Regions from separate parts of the Homo sapiens genome. Here region 2 is linked to region 1. A link is a loop called in an ENCODE intact Hi-C map of the cell type or tissue named here. Cell type or tissue: mammary epithelial cell. All regions are shown on one strand. Each heading gives the region's core, and the rest is flanking DNA. Links, peaks and the distances in the headings are about the cores only.

The links. Peaks named below come from ENCODE experiments on the same cell type or tissue, not always from the same donor. Only the 100,000 strongest peaks of a DNase experiment are listed, where the experiment ranks them.
Region 2: a loop joins it to region 1, with 14 times the contacts of the local background. A loop is called at or near these places in 15 of 110 quality-filtered maps.

What each region holds. Positions count from the first base shown.
Region 1 is chr15:101,006,090-101,010,966 of GRCh38, reverse strand. It overlaps LRRK1 (leucine rich repeat kinase 1), which reads right to left. Exons shown (of 34, transcript NM_024652.6): 7 at 1,904-2,130; 8 at 390-517; 9 at 130-293. Among named protein-coding and RNA genes, the nearest start is that of LRRK1, 89 kb to the right of the region's middle. RefSeq lists enhancers at 2,381-2,710, 3,689-3,983. In mammary epithelial cell, for the core only: CTCF peaks have their summits at 2,385 (motif pointing right) and 3,816 (motif pointing right); DNase peaks (open chromatin) are centred at 2,436 and 3,836; H3K4me3 peaks cover 623 bases.
Region 2 is chr15:100,669,987-100,674,866 of GRCh38, reverse strand. No RefSeq gene overlaps it. Among named protein-coding and RNA genes, the nearest start is that of ASB7, 70 kb to the right of the region's middle. In mammary epithelial cell, for the core only: a CTCF peak has its summit at 2,689 (motif pointing left); no DNase peak of the experiment used is centred there; H3K27ac peaks cover 396 bases.

The sequences.
Region 1 (4,877 bases), core at 1-4,000:
GGAACCGGGCCCTTCTACCCGGCTTCGCTGCTGAGGGGATGAACTGACATAATGCACCTGAGGGCTCTCTGAGGCCAGCTGAGAGGCAGAGTTGACTGTGGCTTTCATGACTTTTGGTGTGATACTCACCAAAGGGCAGGCCCAGGGATCTGGAAACACCTTCAGGTTGTTTCTGGAGACATTCAGAGAATTGAGGGACTTGAAAGAGTGAAGGAACAGGGCAGGGAGTTCTGTCAATTTATTGTCAGATATATCAAGTTCCTGTAGCTTCCGTAAACCTATCCAGTTAGTGGCTAAAAAAAAAAAAAAAGACCCAAAGTATGAATTGGTAAAAATATCCCTACCAAGAAGAAAATGACTAATTCACTCAAGTTGATGAGAAAACATACCATTTTCTTCTTCGAACAATTTTTCTAAACAATTTTTTGAAGCTGTCAGTTTTTGAAGTTTTGAGAGGTGCAAGAATCCAGGAGGGAGGTGGGACAACTTGTTGCTGGAAATGTCAATTTCAAGTAGCCTGCGATGGAGAAGAAGGAAGGCAGGCATCAGAATAAAGAGGGAAAACACCAAATTTACATATTTTTCTATAAACCAAGAGGTGTATTTTTTTTCTTTTTCTCCCCATGCAAGGTTAAAGAGTGTGCATTGAAAATGTAGTGCATATGATTTTTAATTCTTTTGAAGAACTCTTACTGTGTCCTGTGTAGATAAAGACAAACCTCTCATCGGTGGGCCCTGGCTCCACTGACCAACAGGGATTCGAATCCTTCGCAGGCATGTAATAGCAAAATGAGTAGGTTCCCTGAAAGCTGCTGAGACCACAGAGCAGGGCTTTGAACCTTCTGGACCTGTCCATCTGGCCCAGGTGAAGGGCCTCACTTGGACGGCACTTGCTTTTTAAGTTCTGGTGTGCAGGCTTCTTTCCCGTTCTCACTTGGGAGTCCCATGGATTAATGCCTACCCCAAGCTCTTTCCAACATTCTTGACTCTTGCTTCACTTAGAGCCTTGGTTTTTCATTTTAAAAATCGATTCAACCCTTTATGGAATGAGGACTTGCAGTTATGTGTCCAAAAGAAATCAGGCCAGGTGCGGTGGCTCATGCCTGTAATCTCAGCACTTTGGGAGGCCGAGGCAGGCGGATCATGAGGTCAGGAGGTCAAGACCATCCTGGCCAACACGGTGAAACCCCGTCTCTACTAAAAATACAAAAATTAGCTGGGTGTGGTGGCATGTGCCTGTAATCCCAGTTACTCGGGAGGCTGAGACAGGAGAATTGCTTGAACCAGGGAGTTGCAGGTTGCCATGAGCCGAGATTATGCCACTGCACTCCAGTTGGGCAGCAGAGTGAGACTCCGTCTCAAAAAAAATAAAAATAAAAATAAAAAATAAAGAAATCAACTAAGGTCATTCCTCCTTCCATGCAAGCTCAGGGGTAAGGCTCAGGTCTCCCTCCAAGGCCTCCAGAAGAAGCAAGCCTGGACTGCCCACACTGTCCACCTGCTGCCAGAGTCCTGCAGAGTTAACCCTTTCTCTGAGGCCCTTCCCACTTTCCCTGGAAGGCAGAGTAAAAGCTGGTGCCTCAGAGCCCCATTGCATCCACCAGTGTGGGAAGGTTTGGCTGCCCTCATCTGATTCCTGGGCAGGACCAAGACAAGCATCTCAGGCAAGCATTCGCATGTCCCCGGGTGAGCTGTGTAAACTTGGGCCAGACAAATGATCTCTCTAAACCTCTCTGTTTTAACCTGAAAGGGAGGCTTGCCTCAGGGTAGGCAAAACTCCTTCTCCTATTTTAGCCAGAACATTTTTCCCCCAAAACCACAAAATACAACCCGGGAGCATGTGCAGGAGCACAACGGTGACAGCGGGGTCACACACGGCTCCGGTCACACCCCGGGGAGCCACCTGGAACAGATGATTTCGTCCGATGACTGCACGCCAGGCAGCTCCCCCAGGTGGTTGTCGGAGAGGTTCAGCTTCCGGAGATTGATGAGGCCCCAGGGGATAACCGAGGGGAGGGTCGCCAGGCAGTTGGCAGAAAGGTCGAGCTCCGTGATCTGGCAGGAGATGTCTATGAGCCAGTCTAGGTCTACCCAGGGCAGTCTGAGATGGGACCATTTCACACGGAGAGCCTGGTGGTGGAAAGAAAGGAAAAGCACATGTGGAGGGTGAGTTCAGGGCCCACATGGGCTTGGAATAAAGCAAGGGTTAATGCAAATGCGCGTCTGTGTGCCTGCTCCAGCCCGGGTCCCAAGAGGCCTGCACATGTCCTTCTCGGCCGCCGGCACCTGCCACGGTGGTGGGTGCAGAAGAGCTACCTGTTCCCATCGGCACCTGCGTCTCACAGGCAATCTGTGCACAGCGCCTGCAAGTCACCCTCCAACCTCCAGAGGGCGCCGGTGGGCGCGGGCTCAGTGCCGCCCCTCAAGAGGCGGCTCACAGGGAAGAGCGCGGCGGGATTGTCCACGTACAGAGGAGACCGCTGAAGCGTCCAGGCGCCTCCCCCAGACTGGAGAAGAAAGCTGACTCCCAAACCCAAGTCTCTGACCTCCCTTCAAGGCGGCCTTTCCTGTGATCAGAGGAGCTGCCGCCTGCAGCTGCCCGCACCGCGCCAGGGTGCTTGGTGGACAGGCTGCTTTCAGAGCGAGCCTGAGATACAGACAGACGATGGCCACACAATATATAAAAAACAGAACTCTGGCCCACGACCCACAGTGACCTGCCTAGGAAACCAACCTCTTTATCTATAGCAAACAGCCCGGGAAGCCAGTCTCTTGCAGGAGGCCAGCCTCTTTTTTTTTTTTTTTTTTTTTTTTTTTTTTTTTTGAGATGGAGTCTCGCTCTGTCGCCCAGGCTGGAGTGCAGTGGTGCGATCTCGGCTCACTGCAACCGCCGCTTCCCGGGTTCAAGCGATTCTCCTGCCTCAGCCTCCTCAGTAGCTGCACCACCACTCACGGCTAATTTTTGTGTTTTTATTAGAGACGGTGTTTCACCATGTTCGTCGAGCTCAGGCTGGTCTCAAACTCCTGACCTCGGGCAATCCACCCACCTTGGCCTCCCAAAGTGCTGCAATTACAGGCATGAGCCACTTCTTATCTCTAGTAACAACCCAGGAAGCTAAGCCATCATTTCCGTAAAAGTCAGTCTAAAATGGCCAGGACTTGGTTAATAACTGACCGATTCTCTAATTTTTGTCCTCACTTTCCATTTAGGACCAACCCGAGAGAGCCAACTTTGCACCCCTACCAATCCCATAGGATGCCCAGCCTGCAGCGAGGCCCCCCAGCTTCCCCACGACAACGGCCTCCCGGCAGGAGGCCCCGGAGGCCTTCCCTTTGTCCCACTAGAAAGCTCCCGCTCCTCTGCCAGCCTGTGGGTCTCTGCCACACGCAAGTCCTGGTGGCTGGCGCTCTTGCCGTTGAAGTCCTGCTAAACAAAATGTCTTTGCTCCACTCATTTCTCACTGGTCTTCCTTTATTTCCACCAGAGGGAGTCAGAAGGGCCAGCGGTTTTCCGGCATGGGGTGGTCAAAGGGACCTGGCGAAATATATGGGAGCAGGACTTTGCTCTTTCTTCCTGATTACCGAAGAATATTGGGCTCAATCAGGTTTCTGGGGAGAAGAAATCTGCTTTTGGGTCTGTTTCTTCGAAGCAACTGGAAATCCGTATTGGAAAATTAGAGGAGCAGAAATATGAACAAAAATTAGTGCTTCGCAAATGGGAAAATGTAACAAGCAGAGGCTACGAGAAAGGTCCCAATAACGTGGGATGAATTCCTCAAAAATTGGCGGCAGGTGACGGGCATCCCTATTTGGCCACCAGATGGCGATGAGCGCCTGTCTTTAGCTCCTCCTCCGCCCACTCCAGGAGTTTGGAAAGACTGGGCCTACGCCCCTCAACACTCCGTCCGGTCTTTGAACCAGAGGAATGAGGGACTCTGTCGCTCTGTCTGTCTGTCTCTCTGTTCACATGGATGAAAAGGGAAGGGCGGCACTGGATCTTAGGCCAGGAGGGTAGATTCTGAGCTGATTTTTTAAGACAAGTCACTCAATTGCCCTGGGCCTGTTTGATTGTTACTATTTTACTCCCCACATTTTAATTTTGAAAAATTTTTTAAATTTCAGAAAAGTTGCACTAGGACACAGTGAATACCTGTGCACTCTCCACCTCGACTCACTGATTGTTAAAACGCTGTCACATAGGCTTTTGCCCCTCTTTCTCCACACAAATACACACGCTTTTTATGTTTTGATGAATCATTTGCCAGTAAATTATACATCGTGATGCTTCACCCGTAAATACTTCAGCATGTATCCCTGAAGAATAATATTTTTCTACACAACAGCCGTATAATTATCATTTTCAGTAAGTGTAACATCAATACGATATTATTAAGTTCACAGCCCATGTTAGAATATTCTCAATTATCCCAGAAATGTGGTTTATAACTATTTTGTGTCCTGATCTGGGATCCCTTGACAATTGCATGACATTGCAATCACACACTGCATTACACTGTATGTTTCTTTACTTTTCTTTCATCTGGAAGAGTCTTCACACCTTTTAATGCCTTTTCTTTTTTTTTTTTTTTTTTTTATCACATTGTCGTTGCATTAAGTCCTGCAACTTTTAGCCTCTTCATCGGGGGCAGATGCTGGTGTGTTTCACTGCTTGTCTTATAGAATATCCCATAATCTGAATTTACTCAAGTTTTTCCTAAAGTTTAGATTAAAGTTAGCTATTTTGGGCAACAACCTTAGAGTCTAGTTGAGTGGTTCCCACTAAACCCCACCCGGGGCACCTGATATTAGGTGTTCCTGCTACAGGTGGTGCCCTGTTTGGTCTCATGGTTAAGGTGGTGTCTATCAGTCCCTCCTTT
Region 2 (4,880 bases), core at 368-4,367, 340 kb after region 1:
GATCTTTGACAAACCTGACAAAAACAAGAAATGGGGAAAGGATTCCCTATCTAATAAATGGTGCTGGGAAAACTGGCTAGCCATATGTAGAAAGCCAAAACTGGACCCCTTCCTTACACCTTATACAAAAATTAATTCAAGATGGATTAAAGACTTAAATGTTAGACCTAAAACCATAAAAACCCTAGAAGAAAACCTAGGCAATAGCATTCAGGACATAGGCATGGGCAAGGACTTCATGACTAAAACACCAAAAGCAATGGCAACAAAAGCCAAAATTGACAAATGGGATCTAATTAAACTAAAGAGCTTCTGCACAGCAAAAGAAACTACCATCAGAGTGAACAGGCAACCTACAGAATGGGAGAAAATTTTTGTAATCTACCCATCTGATAAAGGGGTAATATCCAGAATCTACAAAGAACTTAAACAAATTTACAAGAAAAAAACAAACAACCTCATCAAAAAGTGGGCAAAGGATATGAACAGACACTTCTCAAAAGAAGACATTTATGCAGCCAACAGACACATGAAAAAATGCTCATCATCACTGGCCATCAGAGAAATGCAAATCAAAACCACAGTGAGATACCATCTCACACCAGTTAGAATGGCAATCATTAAAAAGTCAGGAAACAACAGGTGCTGGAGAGGATGTGGAGAAACAGGAACACTTTTACACTGTTGGTGGGACTGTAAACTAGTTCAACCATTGTGGAAGTCAGTGTGGCGATTCCTCAGGGATCTAGAACTGGAAATACCATTTGACCCAGTGATCCCATTACTGGGTATACACCCAAAGGATTATAAATCATGCTACTATAAAGACACATGCACACATATGTTTATTGTGGCACTATTCACAATAGCAAAGTCTTGGAACCAACTCAAATGTTCATTAATGATAGACTGGTTTAAGAAAATGTGGCATATATACACCAAGGAATACTATGCAGCCATAAAAAAGATGAGTTCATATCCTTTGCAGAGACATGGATGAAGCTGGAAACTATCATTCTCAGCAAACTATCACAAGGACAGAAAACCAAACACTGCATGTTCTCACTCATAGGTGGGAATTGAACAATGAGAACACGTGGACATGGGGCGGGGAACATCACACACTGGGGCCTGTGGTGGGGGAAGGGATAGCATTAGGAGATATACCTAATGTAAATGACAAGTTAATGGGTGCAGCAAACCAACATGGCACATGTATACCTATGTAACAAACCTGCACGTTGTGCACATGTACCCTAGAACTTAAAGTATATATAAAAAAAACTTTCACATACCAAAAAATGGATTCAAAACCTCATCTCAGTCTGAAAAAACAAAAGTAAGCCTCAAGACCTAATTAAAAATATATATATGAAGCAAAGGAAACGCTTGAACACTGTTGGTAAATTAGTACAGCCATTGTGGAAAACTCTATAGAGGTTCCTCAAAAAAATAAAAATAGAACTACCATAGATCCAGCAATCACCCTTCTGGTGATTTAGCCAAAACATTTGAGATCAGTATGTGAAAGAGGTATCTGCACTCCCATGTTCACTGTGGCATTATTCACAATAGCCAAGATATAGTATCAACCTAAGCGTCCATCAACAGATGAACGGATAAGGGAAATGTGGTACATATATACAATGGAGTACTATTAGCTTTAAAAAGAAGGAAATTCTGCCATTTGCAGCCACACGGATGGAATTGAAGAACATTATGCTAAGTGAAATAAGCCAGGCACAGGAAGACAAATACCACATGTTCTCACTTACATGTGGAATCGAAAACAAGCAGATGGCTGGGCCTGGTGGCTGATGCCTGTAATCTCAGTACTTTGAGAGGCTGAGATGGGAGGAACGCTGGAGAGTTAGAGACCATCCCTGGCAACATAGTGATACCCCCATCTCAACAAAAGATAAAAAAAAAAATAGCCAGGTGTGGTGGCACAGGCCTGTGGGCCCAGCTACTCCGGAGGCTGAGTCGGGAGGATTGCTTGAGCCTGAAAGGTCGAAACTGCAGTGAGCCAGGGTCACGCCACTGCACTCTAGCCTGGGTGACAGAGTGAGACCTTATCTCAAAAAAAAAAAAAAAAAAAAAAAAAAAAAAAAAAAAAAAAAGGGAAAGGGAGAGGGGAAGGAGGGAGGGAAGGGAGCAGAGGATAGAATGGCAGTTACTAGAGCCAGGGGTTAGGGAAAATTGAAAGGCAATGGTCAAAGGGTACAGAGCCTCAATTAAAAGGAGGAGGAATTTTATTTTCCTTGGAGATATAGTGCACATCATAATAAAATAGTAAATAATAATGTATAGTACATTTTAACATCACTAAGAGTAAACTTCAAATGTTCTCACCACAAAAAAATGAAAAGTTTTGAGGTGATATGTTAATTAGCTTGATTTAATTTTTTCACATTGTATTCATGGATGAAAACAACTCTTTGTACTCCATAAACATATACAACTATAATTTATCAATCTACAATTAAAAACAGAAAGTCCAAAAATGGGTTCCTTAAGCGGGACGTGGAGATGAAAAGTACAACCTGTGCTTTTCTGAGGGGGCACATTTGGGCCGATCTCACGCATATGAGGCTCCCACCCACACAGAGCTGCCTTTCCAAGCCCACACTCAACAGCAACCCCCAGACTGTCCCCTGCTCTGTGTCCCACCCTCTACTGAGGCTGTGGCTGTCCTGCCCTCTGCCGGATGGTCAGCATTCACACACCATATTTCCTGGTTGACATTTCCCCTCTTTTTAACATTTCTGAATTCATGATGACTTTTACAATGGACGCGTATGTTAAGATGGTGGCATTTTTCCCTTCTGAAAAGCTGTTACTGCTCTGATGGTGCCTCTTACAATAACGGTAAAATCCAGAGCCTTAGACTCTAGAATATTCGGTAATCCCCGTGCCCAGCAGATCACGCTGTAGCGAATGACTCATTAAAACACACACACACATGAAAACAGGACACGAGCTTTTTTTCTTTTCATAAATACTGTGGTCTCCAACTGGTCTCCCCCTTTTGCAAATGTGCACAAATAACCACTAATAAACAAATTCCAAGCTCTATTGGGTAATTCCTCTTAAAAAGGAAAAAACTGGGGTAGTCTTGGTTTAAAGTCAGGAGTATTTTGGGTTAGAGTCACAGGAATTAGACTCATGAGTATTTTAGGGAGTGCTTTTTGCCTCCATCTGTAAAAGTATGGATTCTGCAATGAGGTCGGGTGGGGGAAATGACCCCAGCAAGGAGGAGGCTGGGCGATGTGGCTGGACGCAGCTTGCTTAACTTGCCGGCTGTCATTTGCCAGTGCCTGTTGACACCCATCATCTGGGTCCTCTTCACAGGAGCCCTGTACCCACTGTCCCTGTGTGGGAACTGAGTCTCTGGGAGTGAGGTGGCTTACCCATCACCACGCAGCACAGAGGTGTGCAGTCAGGACTTGAACGCAGGTGCATCTAATTCCACACACCCACAGAGATTCCCAGACAGAGGCACAGCGCCCAGGGTGCTTTAACTCAAGATGCAAATGAGCTTTCCTTAAGTTCTCCCCAGTAGACCCCCAGTGCAGAGTTCCCCTCCCTGCTACGCAGTGCTGCCATTTCCACGTTGAAGAGCAATCGCCGGGTGGAGGTTCATTCATGAAACGTTTGTTTCTACCTGTGCCCCCAAAGCTGCGCTGGAAATGGCCCCTTTAACAACAGAACCATCGGCAGGGCTCGCCCCTTTCTGGTGACTTCCAGATATTAAAACAGTGTGGTCACCTCCTGCCATGCTCACCTGGCAGCTCTCAGGAAGTCTTGTGGGGGCGGGGGGACTTACTTTCCAATACCTCGAGCCTTTCCATTGTGGGTGTGGGCCTTCGTGCCAGAACCCAGCCTGGGGCTCTGGGGAAAGGGTCCTGAACAGCCAATGTATTAACAGGGCTGGGGTGAGGCAGCCCGGGAGCAGAGCCCATCACTTCCCAGGCAATAGTGTAAACATCCCAACTCTCCCCATCTCCTCTTCTCTCCCTGAAGCGACTTCCACGTATACCCAGTGCTCCCAGCACGGGGTCCCTGTGATTCACAGCCTCCTGCCACTTCAATGAGCACGCTTTGAAAAGTGAGCCCTCATCCTTCCAGTCTTAATCAAGTGTGCTATGAGCAGGTGGAGGATGACTGCACCAAGCAGGCCATGGCTAAGTGGAGCCAAATATGGTGACTCTGATGGGTGGAATTGTGTTCCCAACTAAAATTCATGTGTTGAATCCTAACCCCGAGCGCTGCAGACTGCAATTTACTAATAAATAGGGTCTTTGCAGGCTGCACCAAGTTAAGATGAGGTCATTAGGGTGGGCCCTAATCTAATGAGACTGGTGTCCTTATAAAAAGGAGATGAGGGCCAGGCGCAGTGGCTCACGCCTGTAATCCCAGCATTTTGGGAGGCTGAGGCAGGCAGATCACAAGGTCAGGAGATTGAGACCATGCTGGCTAACTTGGTGAAACCCTGTCTCTACTAAAAATACAAAAAGTTAGCCGGGCGTGGTGGCGGGCGCCTCTGGTCCCAGCTACTCAGGAGGCTGAGGCAGGAGAATGGCATGAACCTGGGAGGCGGAGCTTGCAGTGAGCCGAGATCTTGCCATTGCACTCCATCCTGGGCGACAGAGTGAAACTCCGTCTCAGAAAAATAAATAAATAAATAAATAAATAAATAAATAAATAAATAAATAAAATAAAAAGGAGAGACGTGGACAGAGAGAGACACACACGGGGAGACTGCCACATGGACATGAAGGCACAGATCAGGATGAGTTTTCAACAAGCCAAGGGATGCCAAAGATCTCCAGAAACCCTCCCCGAAGCTAGAGAGAGGCCTGGAGCAGAGTTTCCCTCCC